Linked DNA regions of Homo sapiens: region 2 is linked to region 1. A link is an interaction called in ENCODE POLR2A ChIA-PET data of the cell type or tissue named here. Cell type or tissue: OCI-LY7. All regions are shown on one strand. Links, peaks and the distances in the headings refer to the core of each region. The heading gives the core; the rest is flanking DNA. Region 1 has its middle 15 kb from the start of RNF144B. Region 2 overlaps DEK (DEK proto-oncogene).

Region 1 (2,916 bases), core at 152-2,651:
GCTATTACTTCACTTTTTATATATTCATAAGAAAACTTAAAATTGAAAATGGCGAAAATCTATTTAGAAGAGTCATTTGATTTAAATGAAAAGTCATGCTTCACAAAATGAAATAAAATGACACCTCCTGCAGCCCACACGTGTTAAATCATTGTCTTTGGGCAAAGTATTCTTAAAAACAATTACAAACTTTTGAAGTAGACATTGATGCAGCTTCAGTAGATTTGTGAATCACACATTCATCACCAACATCCTTGAGAAACAGAAATTTGCTACTTATTTTTTTATTAAACTTTCACTTTTTTAGCTCATTTCCTGACAAAAGGGACTGTTCCAAAATAAATGTTAAAACAGTAGTTATAGATTTACACCATACAAAAATGGCAAAACCATATACCAAGAGCATTCAGACTTTACACACTTTCAATTGACCCACCAAGTCAGCCTGGCCACTTCCAGCTTTCTGCAGGTCCCTCTGGGGACCATGGTACAACTGACTGGTATACCAAGTAGCTCACAGAGGTAGCAGCATCAAGTACTTCTCCCAGCATCATCTAGACTGGAAGGAGTTGGCTGTCCTCAGCCACCAGGGTAGGAACATATTTCATTTTATCAGCCAGTTCTTGGCATGCTGTTCTTTAAAGGGAGGTGTAAGTTAACTTGCATTGAAAGAGAAATGGGGGGAAAGCAGGGTTATATGCATCACCTTTCAAATTTAAACACAAGTAAAATTACTCTTCACAACACAAGCACCTTACACACCACTAGAAGAGACCACAGCAAAACCCGGTATACAAAGTGGAGAGCCACCATCCCATCTTATTTTAATGCCTTGTTAACATAATACTTCCTTAAAAATAAGAAACTCAGAGCAAATATCAAATGGGACACAAAGAGGCTGGGACTTCTACAGTAATTGATCTTTTTGAGTCTTCTACTTGAATCAATTCTGGTCATTTATATTTTGCTTATGAGTTATTTGTTTCTTCCATATTTTCACATTAGTTTCCATAGTTTTGCTCCTAGTGTGCATGTATACTTTTTTTTTTTTTTTGAGATGGAGTCTCACTCTGTTGCCCAGGCTGGAGTGCAGTGGCGCGATCTTGGCTCACTGCAAGCTCTGCCTACCAGGTTCACGCCATTCTCCTGCCTCAGCCTCCCGAGTAGCTGGGACTACAGGTGCCCGCCACTATGCCCGGCTAATTTTTTTTATTTTTAGCAGAGATGGGGTTTCACCATGTTAGCCAGGATCGTCTCAGTCTCCTGACCTCGTGATACACGTGCCTTGGCCTCCCAAAGTGCTGGGATTACAGGTGTGAGCCACTGCACCTGGCCTTTTTTTTTTTTGAGACGGAGTCTCACTTTGTTGCCCAGGCTGGAATGCAGTGGCGCAATCTCACTCATTGAAAGCTCCGCCTCCCGGGTTCATGCTATTCTCCCGCCTCAGCCTCCCAAGTAGCTGGGACTACAGGTGCCCGCCACCACGCCCGGCTAATTTTGTTTTTGTTTTTGTATTTTTTTAGTAGAGACGGGGTTTCACCGTGTTAGCCAGGAGTGTCCATGTATAATTCTTATAATTCTTCCCATCTTTCATGCATCTGTAATGCATTTGTTTCCTTGTTCCTAATCTTGTTATACTCTTGCTCTTATACTTTTTCCAGTATTTTGTCTTATTTAACTGTCCTACATTTTTTCCTTATTCCATTAATTCTCACTTGTAACTTTATCATCCCTTCTTCCTACCTTGTGTGTATGTTGTTTGTTTTGTTTATGAGGTGTTGGAGGCAGGTACGTGTTTTGCTGTCCTCTTCTTCATGAATAATAAAGATATTTACTGGTATAAATTTTTTTCTAAGTAAAGTTTTGAGTATATGCTATGCCTTAAAGATTTGGGTATAAAGTATACTTTGTTATTCCTCTCCAAAGAACCTTTTGCTTCTCTTATATTTTCTCTTTGATCAAAGGTTTATCTGGGAGAGTGTTTCTTAGTTTTCAAGTAGTTATTTTCTGGTCATATGTTTAGTATTGGTTTCTAATTTAATTGGATTGTGGTGAAGAAATGTGATCTACAAAACCTCTACTTTTATATTTGTTATAGTTTTACTTTATTTTGGCCAAGTAGGTTAATAAGTCTATTTTTCTAGTTATTGGGGTTTGGAAAATTACACATATCCAAAGAAATACTCCCTGAAAAGCCTCATGGTGATGTGGCCAGGCAACCTGCCCTGCCCCCTAAACATTAAATCACAGTAACAATTGCCCCTGTTTCATTGTCCCATTGCAAAATGCATTCTAACTTACAAATCTGGAGCCATTATACCGCTAAGTAGAAAACAAGGCAATTAATTATTTTTAATAGTCAGATGATTATTTTTAATAGCCTGATGATTGTATCACCTTGGAATTTAATCAAGACAAACCAAAGGCATGCAATACTCCTGAGTTATGCCCAGCAATAACTTGGTTTAAGTTTTCATTTTCCAACCTGGCATCTCAATTCCTACTCAGTATTAGTAGCTCAGGCAAACCTGCTGCCCAACCATAAATCCAAAAGAAAACTATCTGTCTCATATATCAGGAAGGCCTCCGCATGATTCATTGAACCCTTGAGGTGAAAGAGATCAGAACTAATTCTTTTTTTTCTCAGCTCACTGCAACCTCTGCCTCTCGGGTTCAAGCGATTCTCCTGCCTCAGCCTCCTGAGAAGCTGGGATTACAGGTGTCTGCCACCATGCCTGGCTAATTTTTTGTAATTTTAGTAGAGACAGGGTTTCACCATGTTGGCCAGGCTGGTCTCAAACTCCTGACCTCAGCTGATCCACCCACCTTGGCCTCCCAAAGTGCTGGGATTACAGGCATGGGCCACCGTGCCTTGCCAGAACTATTTCAAATACAAGAAATCCTGAAATATTTAGT
Region 2 (2,916 bases), core at 284-2,783, 110 kb after region 1:
CAACTCTCATATGTTTCTCACATTTCAAGATTCAGTTGTGCCTTCGCAGTAGTCCCCCAAAGTCCGGTCTTGTTTCAGCATTAACACAGAAGTCCCAAATCTGTAAGTCCAGAGTTTCATCTGAAGATGAGTTTCTTCCACCTATGAGCCTGTGAGATCAAAAACAAGTTATTTACTCCCAAGATACAGTGATGGTACAGACATTGGGTAAAATTCCCATTCCAAAAGGGAGAAAGGCCAAAAGAAAGGTGCAATAGGCCCCACACAGTCTGGTTTGGTTTTTGTTTGGTTTTTGTTTTTCTGTGTTTGTTTGTTTGTTTGTTTTTTGAAACGGAGTTTCGCTCTCGTTGCCCAGGCTGGAGTGCAGTGGCCTGACCTCGGCTAACCGCAACCTCTGCCTCCTGGTTCAAGGGATTCTACTGCCTCAGCCTCTCGAGTAGCTGGGATTACAGGCATATGCCACCACAGCTGGCTGATTTTGTATTTTTAATAGAGACAAGGTTTCTCCATGTTGGTCAGGCTGGTCTCAAACTCCCGACCTCAGGTGATCCGCCCGTCTCAGCCTCCCAGAGTTTTAGGATTACAGACGTAAGCCACTGCGCCCGGCCTACAAGTCTGAATCCTAGCAGGGCAGTCTTTAAATCTTAAAGCTCCAAAATTATCTCCTTTTACTGCATGTCTGGCATCCAGAGCACGCTGGTGCAAGGGGTGAGGGGTCCCAAGGCTTTGGGCAGCTCAGGATGCAAGCTGCTTGTGGCTCTACCATGCTGGAGTTTGGAGGTGGCAGCCCCCTTCCCACAGCTCCACTAGCCAATAGAGCCTTGGTGGTGAATCTAGGGGTCCACCCCCCATTTCCCCTTTCCACTCCACACTGCCCTAGTAGAGGTTTTCTTTCTTTTTTTTTTTTTTTTTTGGAGACAAGGTCTCACTTGTCACCCAGGCTGGAGTGCAGTAACATGATCTCAGCTCACTGCAAACTCTGCCTCCCAGGCTCAAGCAATCCTCTCACCTCAGGAACCACAGGCATGCGCCACCATGCCCGGGTACTTTCTGTATTTTTTGTAGAGGCAGGGTTTTACCATGTTGCCCAGGCTGGTCTCAGACTCCTTAGCTCAAGTGACCTGCCCGTCTCTGCCTCCCAAAGGGCCTGGATTACAGGAATGAGCCACCACGCCTGGCCCTGAGTAGCAGTTTTCTGTGAGAGTTCCACCCCTGCAGGAGGCTTCTGCCCAGGCACCCAGGCTTTCTCATATATCCTCTGAAGTCTGTCCTAAGAAAGGGGTCAGATTAGCCAAAATTGGCAGTGATTTTGGGGAAAAGGGAAGTGAGAGAAATGACTAGTAAAAGATGACTCTTAGGTTTCTGTCTTTGGCAGGTGGGTGGATGGTATTAATGTTTTTTGAAAAAAATTCACAAAGTGAGCAAGTTTGGAGATGATTATGATTTTTCTTTTGAATATTTTGAGTTTAGGTGCCTGTAGGACATGAATTGTAGCTGTCCAGATGACAGACAGGCATATACTGTTGGCTCTCCATATCTGTGGGTTCCTCATCTGTGGATTCAATCAACCACAAATTGGTAAAAATGGATGGTTGCATCTGTACTGAACATGTACAGATTTTTTTATTATTCCTAAACAATACAGTATAACAACTATTTACATATCAGTTAAGTTGTATTAGTCATTATGAGTAATCTACAGATGATATAAAGTATATGGGAAGATGGTCATAGGTTACATGTAACTACTACACCATTTTTTTAAAAAATAAGGGACTTGAGCATCCATGGATTTTGGCATCTGAGGGGCGTCCTGGAACCAATCCCTCACAGATACTGAGGCAATATTAGTTAATATGAATCTCAGATGAAAGTTGTGGCTTGGAGATTGACTGGGAAGTCATTAGCTTGTAGTTAGTAATCAGAGACAAGCAAATAGTTTAAATCACTAAGTTGATGAAGTTGAGTGATAGTAGGGGTTGTTTTAGTGTGTTTGGTCTTCATTCTGTACAACATGGCCAGAATATACCTGTTGATAGCCCTTTCTCCTGAAGTATTCTTTCTGTGCGAATCCTTACATTACTAAATCTAAGCTGTCTTTAAAAGCCAGCACACGTGCTTTGTTCCTTTTTCTCTAGTCCCAAAATAATCAATTCCTCCTCAGTGCACAGCAATTTATTTGTGTATCTTTCTTAAGATGTTTTGTTATCTTTTATATTGGCGTATATTTATGTCTCATTTCTTTAGTAGCATCTTTTTCAAAAGATACGCAGTTTTTATCATCCATTTATCCCCTCTTAGTATTGAGTGCAGCTGCACAACACAGGCATTAAATAAATGGCAGAACCTCGAGCAGTATATAGTATTCTTTTATCTGACTTTATTTCATTCAAAAAATGATTTTATTTTAGATAAATGGAGCTTAATGTTTTGAATTTTGAAGTATATGCTACCTGTTTTCTAGATTTTTTTTTTTTTTTTTTTTTTTTTTTTTTTTTTTTTTTGAGACGGAGTCTTGCTGTGTCGCCCAGGCTGAGGTGCAGTGGTGCGATCTCGGCTCACTGCAAGCTCCGCCTCCTGGGTTCATGCCTTTCTCCTGCCTCAGCCTCCCAAGTAGCTGGGACTACAGGCACCAGCCACCACACCTGGCTAATTTTTTGTATTTTTTAGTAGAGATGGGGTTTCACCACGTTAGCCAGGATGGTCTTGATCTCCTGACTGAGTTAGCCAGGATGGTCTCGATCTCCTGACCGAGTTAGCCGGGATGGTCTTGATCTCCTGACCTCGTTATCCGCCCGCCTCAGCCTCCCAAAGTGCTGGGATTACAGGCATGAGCCACCGCGCCTCACCGTAGATTTTTGTGACTAAACAATTTAACTTTGAGTGACTTATGGTCATCATTAGGAATGTTATTCA

Evidence for each region. Peaks named below come from ENCODE experiments on the same cell type or tissue, not always from the same donor. Only the 100,000 strongest peaks of a DNase experiment are listed, where the experiment ranks them.
Region 2: POLR2A ChIA-PET joins it to region 1 with 10 read pairs; 9 of 35 experiments call an interaction of 5 or more read pairs at or near these places.

Annotation. Positions count from the first base shown.
Region 1 is chr6:18,371,339-18,374,254 of GRCh38, reverse strand. No RefSeq gene overlaps it. Among named protein-coding and RNA genes, the nearest start is that of RNF144B, 15 kb to the left of the region's middle. In OCI-LY7, for the core only: no CTCF peak of the experiment used is centred there; no DNase peak of the experiment used is centred there.
Region 2 is chr6:18,258,983-18,261,898 of GRCh38, reverse strand. The region is part of intron 2 of DEK (DEK proto-oncogene); the gene reads left to right. Among named protein-coding and RNA genes, the nearest start is that of DEK, 4.1 kb to the left of the region's middle. RefSeq lists an enhancer at 1,363-1,482. In OCI-LY7, for the core only: a CTCF peak has its summit at 1,071; a DNase peak (open chromatin) is centred at 1,318; H3K4me3 peaks cover 2,013 bases; H3K27ac peaks cover 1,473 bases.